Regions from separate parts of the Homo sapiens genome. Here region 2 is linked to region 1. The links are chromatin contacts, found by Hi-C or POLR2A ChIA-PET in ENCODE. All regions are on one chromosome and are shown on one strand. The core of a region is the stretch at or near the end of the contact, and the rest is flanking DNA. Distances in the headings are between cores, read along the strand shown.

Region 1 (6,246 bases), core at 943-3,442:
TCAAGCAGTTACTGGGATGTCCTGACTAATCGAAGATGCTGCCGCGCGCGTGGGTCGCTCTGCGCAAGGGCCTCTTCGAAAACCCGACTAGGCGCAACTCAGCGTTCAGCAGGGCCGGGAGCGCCAGGTCGTCCCCGGGGCCCGGGCCCCATGACTCCTGCCCCAAAGCCCACTCCACCCGACCTCCCTTTCCTGAGGCTGTTCCCAGTTGCTGCTTTGGGTCGCTCCGGAGCTCAAGAACTCGGGTTGCCTGCCGCCCCACTCTCCACGCACATACTTGGTTTTCTTCTTAGGGGCATTGGCAGGTAGACTTTGAGGAAGAAAAGTAAAGGATCGAACAGCTCAGCCCTCCCTCCCGACCGTGGATGCCCGGAGTCGACCAACACCTCAGGTCCGGGTGCGGAGGCCGCGGGCGCCCCTGCGCGACCGTCCGCGCCCGGCAAGAGCCGCGCGGCTTTCGCCTTTGCTGGTCCCGCGCCACCGCTGGGGCGGGCTGCGAAAGGGTTGGGAAGAGCAAAGGGTTTTTTTGTTTTGTTTTGAGACGCAGAAGCCCTTTAAAAAGCCCGGCGAGGAGAGGTCCAGAAGTAGAGAAAGCAGACGGAGGCAAGCTGTGCCCGCGGGGCAAAGGGACAGTAGAAGGGGCGGGCGCCCGGGTTCCCCGGAAAACCCTCGGCCCCAAGGAATCTCCTGGGGCGGGAGAGCGCGGTTCTAAAACCGAGAGGATAGGAAGGGGAAGGGGGAGTTGTGTTTCAATTTCGGATTCACCAGGATTCATCTCTAGTCACATTTTTCTTCTCAAATTTTTAAATCGAAAAGATAAAAGCCAAAAGAACTTTCATCCCCAGAGCTTTTTATTGGGGGAAAGGAATGTAACTCGGGGTGGTTGTCCTTCACTTCCCTACTCGAATCTTCTCCTAATGCCGAAATGTGTTTACAGGTAGCCTCAGTTTACCAAGTATGTATCTTTTGGGGGTTTAACCTCTCACAAAGCCTTCAACTCACAAACCGCGATCCTTGGAAACCATCCTCCAAAGCAGTGCTTGGAGGCCTCTAAGGCCCCCGGACCAACTCCCGCTGGAAGAAGCCTGCAGGGACTCGGGAATCACGGGAACCTTTCCCGTCGGTTCCGGGCCTGGAGGGCCAGGAAGAGCCGCGCGTCCGCCTTTCGTCCCGCCAGGAACTCCCCATAGGACACGACACCGCAGGAACAAGCGTCCTGGGAGCCCCTGGGATCTTGGCTGTCGTCTCTAGGGACCCTACACCGTGAAATGATAGAGGCGAGGTTCCTTGGGTTCCGCAAGTCGACGAAAATAGCTCGTGGAGAAGGCGCGTCCTGCAACTGCAGTTCGCAAGCTCTCAGGGCGCCCCGCCAGCTGGGGGCCAGATTGGGTGACACTCCCCTCGACGCAGCCTCCGGAGCGGCGCGCACTCTCCAGAGGCCAGCAGGACTGCGCTCTCTACCGCAGAACCTGCTCCAGCTAGGTGTTCTCTCCCCATCTCGCCGTCGCTCTGCCCCCTCACTCTCTCTGGACCTCAGAGCCGGTTCTCTCCTTCCTCCTCCCGCGCTTTCCGTCCGGGGATCGCAACCTCCAGCCCGTGGGCAACGCGTTCAGCCCAAGACCCCACAGTTTTTCCCAACGACCCCCCTACCAAGGGCTTCTCTTGTTTCTGCTCTCCTGCCCCGCACTTCCCAAAGGTGAGAATCTCCCAGGGACTGCTGGACAGAGAAGGCCTGGGCAGGGGCAGTAGCCGATATTTAAAGGTCTTTCAGCGCCAGCATCCCCACCTCCAGCACCACTATTGGAAAATAATTAGGCCACCTTTTGCCTCGGTCACAGCCTGTGACCAGCTTCTTCCCCCCAAGGAGGCTCCTAGACCCCCTCTGCCTGTCTCCCCTCACCAGGTAGCCTTGCTCACCATAGGTCCCTGCAGTAGCGGGCTCGCCAGCAGCAGCTCCTGGGGACCTCTGAACGGTTGCAGTGAACCTGGGCGAGGGCCGGGGACTGTGGCGCTGCAGGCTCGAGATAGCTTGGACGGGAATCCCATCGGGGAGACAAGCTAGATACTCAGCCGGAGCAGCAGCGGCGTCTCAGGCTCGCGTCCCTCAGCTCGGATGCCACACTCACCTAGCTTCCGGGCCGGGCTCCGCGCTCCTTCCCTCCCTCCCTCCTCCTCTGCCTTCTCGCATCTTCCTTCCTCCTCTTTCCCTCCCTCGCTTTCTTTCTTTCCTTCCTCCTCCTCTTCCCCGGCGGCCCCTCCCTCCTTCCCTCCTCCCTCGCTCGCCTCCCTTTCTGGGGATGGGAGCCCCGCCCACATCCTCCCCTCCAGCCGCCCGACCTCGCCTAGCAGGCCCGGGTCCCGGAAGCCCAGGCAGCGCCCGAGTCCGCAGCTGCCGTCGGAGCTGGGACGCCGCTGCCTCCAGCTCTGGGAAGCGGCTGGGGCTCACCTGGGGACCACGTGCGGAGGTACTAGAAAGCATGCACCGACTAGTCGCCGTACCTTCCAAAAATACCCATGGGAGTCTGGGCTTCCCTGAGTTTAGTGTAACTGCTGCCCAAACTGATGATTAAAACACTGAGTAATCACCATTTACCCTGAGTAATTAGAGATAATGAAACACCTCTAAAATCAGGTTATGGAGAAAGGAGCTGTTGGATCGGTTTAAAAGGTGGCCTTCCATAAACTGTTAAAAGATTTCCAAACGTTGAGAAACAGGCTGTGTGCAGAACTGTGTGCCAGAGAGAGATACCTCTTGGGCTGTTAAAAGGTGAATTTCCTTCCAAAACATTCTTAAAGTGCGTTTTGTAGAACACCTTGGTGATGACCCTGAGGTAGACCCCAGTAAATGAGCTCACTTCCCTCCTCCCCCCAAGGCCTAAAGACAGAGGTGGCCTGCAGACAGGCTGGGGCCACGTTTTTTACAGTTAGAAAAATCTGTTTCTAGCTCAGAAGCCGTCTTAAGAACCGACACAGCAGTTATTTTTGTTGGTGTTATGGTTGTTGTTGATTTTTTTGTTCATTTTTGGTGTACCTAAGAGTCCTGACACTCTGTCTTTCCAAGGAGATAACCACAGAAGCAGTAACCTTTTAGGCCACAGGGAGACAAGAAAAGATGCCCCTTGGTCTGTTTTTAAAGGAAGAGGGGAGATGAGGAATTGGCCCTTTCATATAAAAACATTTTAGTAATCATATTAGCAGGGAGGTGGAATGTGGTGGCTTTTAAACCTTCCCAAACAGGAACTAATTTCACACACTGCCTCTGATGGAGCTGTGAGGGAGCTATCAGCCTCATCTCTCTGTTTTACAAACAAGGAAAGGCAGGACTACCAGGTTAAAGGGACTTGCCCAGATCTCTGAAGTAAATCACAGCCTCTGCTCCAGAGCTAATGCTTCAGGGAGGGGTTGAGGCTCATAGCCTGAGCTCCAGGTAGCCAGAGGAGTGCTGGAAGACTGAGCATTTCCTGTCCTGGATTTCTTTCCCTGGGACAGACATGACACTTTACTGTCTCTGCAAAGCATTTAGGTCTTTACTTAAACAGATATTGGCCCTGGGTGGCTCATCTATAAAAACTTTACGTTTATACACCTTCGATATTTAAAAAACAAGAACTACTTCCTGTGTGGAACACAGATTACAAAGGGTGGGAAATATCTGAGATCAGAGAAGCAACTGTCAGAGCAAGGCCAAGACATCCTGCCATCTTTTCCATCTATTAGGCCTAGGTCTTTTGGCCTAATGCACCAAACAACAGAAACAAGCTGTATGGCTTTGGGCAAGTCTTTTCATTCCTATGAGTCTCAGTTTTCTCATCTGCAGAATGAAAGGATTGGGCCAGATCATCTGCATGCTCCCTTTATATTTGAAAATGATTTGATTATTTAATTGTAATTTTAGCCAAAGTCCGTCTTCCTTCATTTTAAGTCACTCCTGAGTTCACTTTCTCTAAGAACCACTGATTAAAACAGGGCAGGGCAATAACACCACCCCAAAAGGAGGACAAAATATACCTGTAGCTTCCAAATAGTCAAAATCACAATTAATTATTAAAAATAATAACAGAAAATTAAAACTCCATTAAATAGTTACCTAATGTTTCTCCTGCAGCATCAGGCATTGTGCTCCTTTAGCATGGTACCTGAAGTCAGGACAGATTAAATGCTCACTGAGCCCCTAAATCAATCACTGTTGTTTTAATCATTAACGAAATGTGGTTCTTAATATTTAAACTCAGAAACAACAGTGATATGCTGGACTTAAAGGCAGGACTTTATTTTACTTTAAAGCACCAATGTCATTTCGGGGTTTTTTTAATTCCAAAGGTTTTTGAATGACAGCTATTGTCTCATTTTGCTGCAGCCCAGACACTAAAGTGGCCACTGATTGGCCCATCCATGAGTCTGTGACACTCACAGTCCAGGAGTTTCCAATTAAGCTACCCGACATACCATGTTTAGACCCCTGATATGAATCTTCAGATATATGACGAGAGAACTCAGCTTTAGTTCTCTTGGGACAGCTTTATTTCTCTCCCCACATTTTAGATGGGCGCAAGCCATCTGTTATCAGCTGCTTTTACCCACTCCTCCTTTTCCCCCCTTACTCATGCCAAAGAACAAATTACTTGTTGGTTAGAGAGCTAAATCAACCACAGCCTAGTGATCAGAGTTCGTGAGAAGAATCAGTTTAGTTATTTTCTGTATCTCAAACTTACCTGTGAATTTTCATGTTTTTATAGAACATGGTAGATAGACCAAATGAAACTGTACCCTTAAAGCACATTGATGAAGAGGGGAAACCCACCATAATTCAGGAGCAACTATTGCTCCTATGCTGCTACTACTCAATGAAAGGCATTCCTTTGTTGGGTTTTTCCTGGAGAACATCAAGAAAGAGTAGCTGGTCAATAGCCTGTCTGCGAGCCCTTGGGACAGCCTTTTTCAAAGCATGTTCTCAGGACTATAAGCCTCAGAGTAGGGTGGGGGTGCAGATGAAATGCAGACTTCCTGGTCCTGCCCCAGATCTGGACCCAGAAATCTGTATATTTCACAAGGTTCTCTGGTCATTCTGAGCACACTAAAGCTTGAGAGCTACTGTTTTAAAAGTTATTTTGTTTCCATTTTCTATGCTGATAAGTACCATTAAAAGGCTGATACCAAGACATCATTAAACAGGCAAAGAATATGCTGGGCTTGAACTTTATAAACTGTTAAATATGGCAATTATAGTATCACTATGCCCTGAACACACCAAATAGGTCTATGCAAGTGAAAAGATAATCCTATAGATACAGTAGCCCTTAATTCCCCATCCCCAATTAAGAACCACATCAGGTCTTCAAACCTTCTTGGCCAATTAGGTGTCTGGTGAAGCTACGGAAGGAATTCCCAGAATCACTGCTAAGTTTTGAGAAGCAGTAAGATAGATCAATTGGAATTGGAATTCGAATTCGAATTGGAATTGGAAGTGGTCTCTGAAATTGGCTAGAAATTTAGTTTTCCTCTTATTAATATTTATCATATCTTATATATTTGCCCTATATATCTCTAGCCCTTACAACAACCCTTATAAAATCCCTGTCCTACAGATGAGAATCTGAAGTTTAGAGACGTTATGTAAGTTGCTCAAGGTCACAAAGCTAGAAAGTGGTGGACCCCAAGTCCAAACCATGTCAGTCTGTCTCCTCTCCCTGGGCAAGTGAGGGGTATTGTGGATGGATCCCCGAGGCTTATCCTGGAAGCTTTCCCCAGGCCAAGGCACCAGCTGCTGCTCCATCCTGGCAGCATGCTATTACCAGGAATTTCAGGATATCTTCCCAAGTTCTTAGATAACAAAACAAAATCAAGACCTAGAAGTTTGTTTCTTCCTGACGTTACTATATAAGCCCGCCTTAGGGCAAGACTTTTATGTGACCTTTCCTGAGAAAAAGGTTATGATCTTGAGAAAGGAGCTCATTATCTCTGCTGGGTCCAAGTTTCCTCATTGTAAAATGTGGAGCTTGAACAGGGTCCTCACAGGTCTTTCTCAGGCTCTGGAATACAGAGACAATATATCCTGGTAGTTAAAATCACAGTCAAATTGCTTAATCTCCAATGTCCACTCATTATGCTTTGTCTATATAGATCTGACCCATGAACATAGCTGTGCCAAGATAACTACTCACTGTCAAAATCATACCTACTCTGAGCAATTAGTTTTTACTAATAGGCTGAGACTGAATGACATGTCCAAAAAGCATTCTCCGTCTG
Region 2 (6,246 bases), core at 1,168-3,667, 300 kb after region 1:
AAATGGCAAACTGTGGCTTGGCATACACAGATTCAAACACTCTATCTCTGAAACAGACAGAGGTGAGGACCATGTGTTCTGATAAATTGTGTTACAGGGCTAGAAAGAAGGCCTATATGTCACAGATAGGGGTGAAGAGTTTTAATAAAATATCTAGTTTCTTAAACTATGAGAGTGAACAATGCAGTATTTCTAAATTAAAAACATTTTATATTGAAGACAATTTTGAATATTTGCAACTACATTGATAAACTCAGTATATAATTAGTCAAGTGACTAATCCATATCCCTAAAAGTTAACATAACCACTTTATTTTTTAAAAGGTATTTTTATTAAGAAGGTAAAAGATTCCTGTATATTCAGGGTCTCTCTAAGCCCCAGTAATATTATAGACACTCCACTGTATTATGAGCAACCATCAAGGCCTGCTTTGAAAGAGTTTTTTCTAATCCACAAGATTTCTAGAACTTTCAAGGAGGCTACACCTCTCTCGGTACTTGTCAGAGTCCGCTCCCCAAATGAGTAGCCTACTTTCCTTAATTTAATGAGCTCTGTGCAGGAAGAAAGCTGTTTAAAAAAAATGTACTTACACATGTAAGAAAATGGTGGATGATACAGAGCCATACATTGTTCTTTTTTCCAGTGTCCACAGCTTGTGAGTGAGATCTTGTCCCTCAGTTAATGGTTCAGTATTCAGAATATTCTTTTTCTTGAGTTTTGGATACCACTCTGTGAGCTAGGAGCCATTTATCATATAATATTCTCTTTACTCTACAGGACTCTTCCCTGTCTATCAGCCCCCTCCACCATACCCCTTCTCTTGGCTCCATGCTTGGGGAGCCGAGAGAGGCCAGTTATCAGCACGACGTAATTGCCAACTGCTGAGTCCATTAGGAAGGGCAGGCGAGAAATCTCTCATTAACTAAAGCATAAACTTTCTTCTTATCTACAGGATTCTTATCTAAGTTCAGGCTATTGTGCCACAAATAGAACCCACAGGCCAGATATAAATATTAATGTTTGTGTTAAAAGTCCTTCAAATATGGCTGGTACTATCTCTAAAGACCTACACATATGATATAATTTACTTCCTCATCAAACAAAATTCTTGGCTGTGACTTCATCAGGAATGGAAGAAAAACAAAGGGAGGCCTGGGCAGCCCCCTCTGCCTTATACCAGCTCATTTTGGGTACAGTATCTTCCAAAATGGATTTGGATTTGGAGATCCAATTATACTGAGCATTTTTTTTCCTTCTTATTACAGACATAGACAACTGAAATTCACATAAGTGATGCTGGCTGGCAGAAGAAAGTTCAGAATCCCTCATCCCTTTCTTCTCTCTGCCAGGCTCACACACCCCGTCAAAGGAGAAAGCACAATTTTGCTGACCCTTTCAGGGACAAGTTGCCCTGGAACAAGTGAGCAAGCCAACTCTTGAGAATACTCTGGAAAAGCAAACAGTGGATTATCTTGGATGTGTCAGTCCCGTAGGCAGGTTTTCCCACTTAACGCTGGCACTCTTTTCTGCTTTGGGATTGCCAGACATGACTCCACCAGCAGGCACCCCACTCCCAGTCCCAGCTGTGTCCATTCCTCGTTCCAGAAGACACATACACATCTCAACTAGACAGTTATTTTAAATAGTCTACTCATAACTATGATTTTCAAGAATGTTGCAGCTGGAAAGTGAGGGGAAAAGGGCTTACAGATTATCCAGTCCAGAGGCTACAAATTCAAATTCTTAATGGGGTCAGAGAGGTACTGGAAAGGAGTGAAGCAAGCCATATATGAGACAATATGGAAAGGTGAGGACTGTGGCAAACCACCTAAAAATGGTCCCTCTGATTAGAATCAAACATTCCCATTTCAACAAAGAAACTAAGTCCCAAAGAAGTAAAGTAATCTGTCAGGATGAAAATTCAGTTTAGCTCATTTTCCACTAAACAGGTTATGCCTAGGCAAGAAGGGGAGAGTACAACGTTCTCCAAATCTGGTCTGGGGGTACATAAACCTTTGTTTTAGACTATTAAAAATGCCATCCTCCCAGGTATGTACCCTCCCAGTTTTACTCCACCCCATGGGCTGTGGTCAAGACCACATTCATTCTCAGGAATGTTCTGTCTGGGGAGAATTGCCGGGATATGATCTGTGGTCAGTGAGAAAGCCCTTTTGATCCCAGCCACAAGAATGCAGCTGAGCTCTGAATCCCTCTCTCCATAAATCAGAGTCCTCTTAGGAATGGCTGGGTGTGGCTCCCCACACAGGTGCTTGGTCACTTCAGCAATCCTAAGGGGGCACTCCTTCACTTTGAAAGTCTTCTAGGAGCTGCTGGAATCAAAATGGTAAATCCAGAAGACTCTGTGTTCACAGACAAATTCTTCCCGACTTTCTGGGCATCTGTTTTGTTCATTCCTAGCACCCAGGTGTGAGTGCCTGTCTGCCTTGCTTCTGTTTGCTATTTTGTGTCTCACCTTCAACCCAGAATCTGACTCAGCTTGGGAACACTAGCCAAAGAGTCTTATGTGTACACTGCTTTTAATGTGTCCAAGGATGCAGAAGGAAGCAGCTATTCAAATAGTTTAAGAAGTCTGAATACTGCTGTAGCCTCAGATCCTGGGTCCAAAGAGCTGACTGAAGACTGGCTGGAAAATTTGGAATCTTCTCTCCAGGGGATGCCCATGTGCCTCTGGGAGGGGAGCTCTTCCCTTAGCCAGCAATGAACTTCCTGAACAGACCAGCCATGAGATCAGCATGATACACCTGCCAGGAGGACTTAAGGCCAGGTCCACTTATGAAGACTCAGATGTTCATGGTAGCTATGATGTTTTGCAATGGGCCAGTCATGCCCTGGGAGTCTCAAGAGTGCATCTTAATTTCTACATTCATGAAGATATAATAATAGGAACATTTACTAAATACTCAATGGGTTCTAGGTACCCTGATAAGTACTTTACAGAGACTACCTCATTTAATTCTCACATCAGCCCTATGAAGTTAGTTACCACTATTGCAATCTCTGTTATATGGTTGTAGAAATTGAGGTTTCAAAACATTAAGTTAATTTGCCCTAATTCACCAAACTAACAAATAGTGAAGCCAATGTTAAAATATACCTATTCGGATTCCAGGGAACCATTAACTGGAAAAACATATTTCTAGTAAGAAATCTCACCAGGTAGGTAATGTCTTTGTAATATGCCTGAGCAGTAGTCAGATACTGAGGCAAAGACTCTATCAGAAACTGGGGATGTGAGAGGGCCTCCAGATCACAAACAAAGAGTGGGATCAGGGATAGGTCACAAGTTCCACCATGACTCAAGCCTCAGATCTATGCATACCTCATAGGTAAGTAAGGAGATTTAGGCAGCCTCCCTGTGCTGGCTACAGAGTATATGGGTGCTGCAGGTGAAGGCCACCCCCACCTGGGACCAGCCTCAAAGGGGATCAAGCCTGGCAGTCTTGGAAAGTTGGTCTTGGGAAGGCTACAGGGCAACCTGCAATACACACTGAACACCCTTTTGCACTGGTAGAAAAATCTGTCTACTCCTTCCTGGTAGATGGGAAGACCGCCTTCCAGGGGTTTCCTCGAGGCCAGAGGAGATCTGAGCACATGTCACAGGTCACAGCAGGCAAGAACAACAGTGAGGCTGCTGCTCACCCAGCCTCATTGCTCCCTTCTCTGTCATTCTCCTTCTCAACCCTAGAAATGACTCAGAAGAGCAGCTAAGGTGACTCAGAGAGAAGCCCTTTCAAGTTCCTAAGAAAACATGCATGCAGCCAACAGTGAGGTGCATTTGCTCACGGCTGTGTTATTTTAAAGGCAAATGTGGCTCCAAAATGGAGCCACCATCCTAGCACGGGGCCAAATCACACTGTGGGCCATTTTTAGTGGAGAGAGACTGTTTACAATAAATCCAGGCAGGCTTTAAATGTTGATTTATTCTTCTTAAAAGCCGAACCACACCATGTGGATTGGCTGAATCCAATAAGGGATTCTGGGATTCATTATTTTAAGTGGGACACAGTTTGGGGGGATGTTGGCTGACAAGGCTGTGGGGAAAGGCCTGTGTGGCTGTTCTTAGGGCCAGGGTCCAGGACTCAAAGTCAGGGGATGCCCAAGACCTTTCCTTCTTCCCCTCCTCACTCAAGCTCCCTGACTTTTGGCCACTCTGCTAACACCCTTAGTACCTCTATTGTATGGAGAATTAAAAGGAGCTGAAGTTAAAATAGTCCTCTTTGCTCTTTCAGATGACTAAATAGAGATGATTTATGTAATGGCATTGCTCAAAACTATCTGCAGAATTATTCCCTTTATAGTCACCCTATAACTCTTTCCCTCCTCTCAAAATATGCCCAGAAACCTAAGAACATAGAAAAAACAGTTCCACTATCTCTATTAACAGGAGACATCAAGGCCTCCACGAGCCTCCAGACAGCTTTCTTGTTATTCATGTGCCTGGGTAGAGGCTTCAAACAGATGAATGTAGGGGAGGGAGCTCTGCTGTACTTTCTGCCCAATCTTTGTCCTCAGCCCACATGCTAAATGAGCACAAGGTCCTTCACTGAGACCTCCTCCTCTTTTTTTCCTTTATGCCCACCCTTGTCCTAGTTTTTGGTATCATCTGACAAACTAATTCACGTTGGTCACTAAGGTATATATGACTTCATGGACATCTACACCAAAGCAATACAGTTGGTCCTTGAACAATGCAGGGGTTAGGGGTACTGACTGCCACCCTGACCACACACTCAAAAATCTGTGTATAACTTTTGACTTCCCAAAAACTTAACTATGAATAGCCTACTGTTGACCAGAAGCCTTACTGATAACACAGTCATTTGACACATATTTTGTATGTTACATGTATTATATGCTGCATTCTTACAATAAAGTAAGCCAGAGAAAACAACATGTTATTAAGAAAATCATAAGAAAGAGAAAATATACTTATGATCCATTAAGTGGAAGAGGAACATCATACAATGGAAGTGGATCATTCATCTTTGTTGTCTTCATGTTGAGTAGGCTGAGAAGGAGGGAGAGAAGGGGTTGGTCTTGCTGTCTTGGGGTGGCAAAGATGGGATAAAATTCATGTATAAGTGGACCTTCACAGTTTAAACCTGTGTTGTTCAAGGGTCAACAGTACATTCTGAAAGAGAGAAGACATTTTTGCGTGAAAGAACATCCTCTAATTGTTAAAAGCCAGTACCTGTGAAAGAGAGGCCTTCCTAAGTCCTACGAATTCCATCATGTGCCTGGAGGCAGGCAGGAAGATGTGTGAGCAGGGCCAAGGCAGACAGGCTGGAGAGTCTGGGAACTGTGTGTGGGCAAGCACACCGCCAGCATCCAGGGGACAGCCATGGCCTCAGACAGCCATCTCCTTCTGAGAATGCCATCCCCTCCTCTCAGAGCCACCAAGGATTCAAGAGAAACCAGAATTCTAGATTTTCATGGGAAATCTCGACATTTTTAGGTTGACTACTAATCAGTTGAAAAATTTAAAAATGAAATATATTAGGGCAAACAACCCTCATCCACACACTGACATGACTCTCCTGTTCCCAGCTTTCACCGTTGGTATTGCTATGCAAGAATTCAATGTCTCTAACACTATGTCTAACACTACCGGTTGCTCATGGCAGTGGGGAGCAAAGAGATTTCCACCCCACTTCCTATTTCAGTCTCTACCCAGGCAAGAGAGTAACAAGAAAGCTGTGTTGAGGCCTGCGGAGGCCTTAATGCCTCCTGTTACTAGAAATAGTGGAACTATTCTGTGTTCTTGAGTTTCTGGGAGTATTTTGAATGGAGTTGGGGATCCCACTCCCAAGGGACAGTGCTGTCAAGACTTATTTGAAGCTCAAGGTAGGCTTGGAGGCCCAAGGCTCTGCCGACAGCTGTGAAATGGAGCACATTTCCCTTCCTGGCTTGTTTGTCCACCTCCAGAAGCCTGCCACCCAGCCCATGTGACAGTTGGGACAACCCAAGATCTGGCTCCAAGATTCTCCCTCAACTTGTCACAGGTAGATAGAAAGGCATGAGCAAGGCAGGAGAGGGCTCTGCCTCCACCCACTAGAAATGTTGGGTGATGGTTCTGCTATTATCTCATTGCCTCTCTAAAAGTGATAAATTGGCAGCCAGTGCCAGGGAGAGGCCATTTCCTGATGATCCACACGTCTTAATATTAAAGTGTTAGTTAAAGGCAGACCCCAGGGAGAAGAAACTTCCTGAGCGTGCACATTAAG

The links. A loop is a pair of places that touch in the nucleus more often than their neighbours do. ChIA-PET counts read pairs that join two places held with the same protein, here RNA polymerase II (POLR2A). Pooled maps may share reads with other maps.
Region 2: a map of PC-9 shows a loop between it and region 1 (10-fold over the local background). The contact joins the enhancer-like site here to the promoter of BMP4 in region 1. A Hi-C loop is called at or near these places in 4 of 168 maps with a recorded cell type or tissue (IMR-90, PC-3, PC-9 and 1 more) and 2 of 50 pooled maps. POLR2A ChIA-PET finds 5 or more read pairs at or near these places in 5 of 52 experiments (A549, Caco-2, PC-3 and 2 more).

What each region holds. Positions count from the first base shown.
Region 1 is chr14:53,954,633-53,960,878 of GRCh38, forward strand. It overlaps BMP4 (bone morphogenetic protein 4), which reads right to left and starts at 2,193. Exons shown (of 4, transcript NM_001202.6): 1 at 1,918-2,193. It overlaps LOC124903317, which reads left to right. Exons shown (of 2, transcript XM_047432035.1): 1 at 1-1,696. The coding sequence starts at 1,269. RefSeq lists promoters at 1-1,091, 1-116, 2,019-4,137, 2,019-3,361 and silencers at 1,317-1,426, 2,076-2,155.
Region 2 is chr14:54,250,039-54,256,284 of GRCh38, forward strand. No RefSeq gene overlaps it. Among named protein-coding and RNA genes, the nearest start is that of CDKN3, 140 kb to the right of the region's middle. RefSeq lists an enhancer at 1,542-2,741. Within about 2 kb of position 2,418, at least 5 of the 41 ENCODE cell types and tissues checked have a DNase peak (open chromatin) inside an H3K27ac peak, as active enhancers do; they include PC-3, PC-9 and mammary epithelial cell, where a contact is called at or near this core.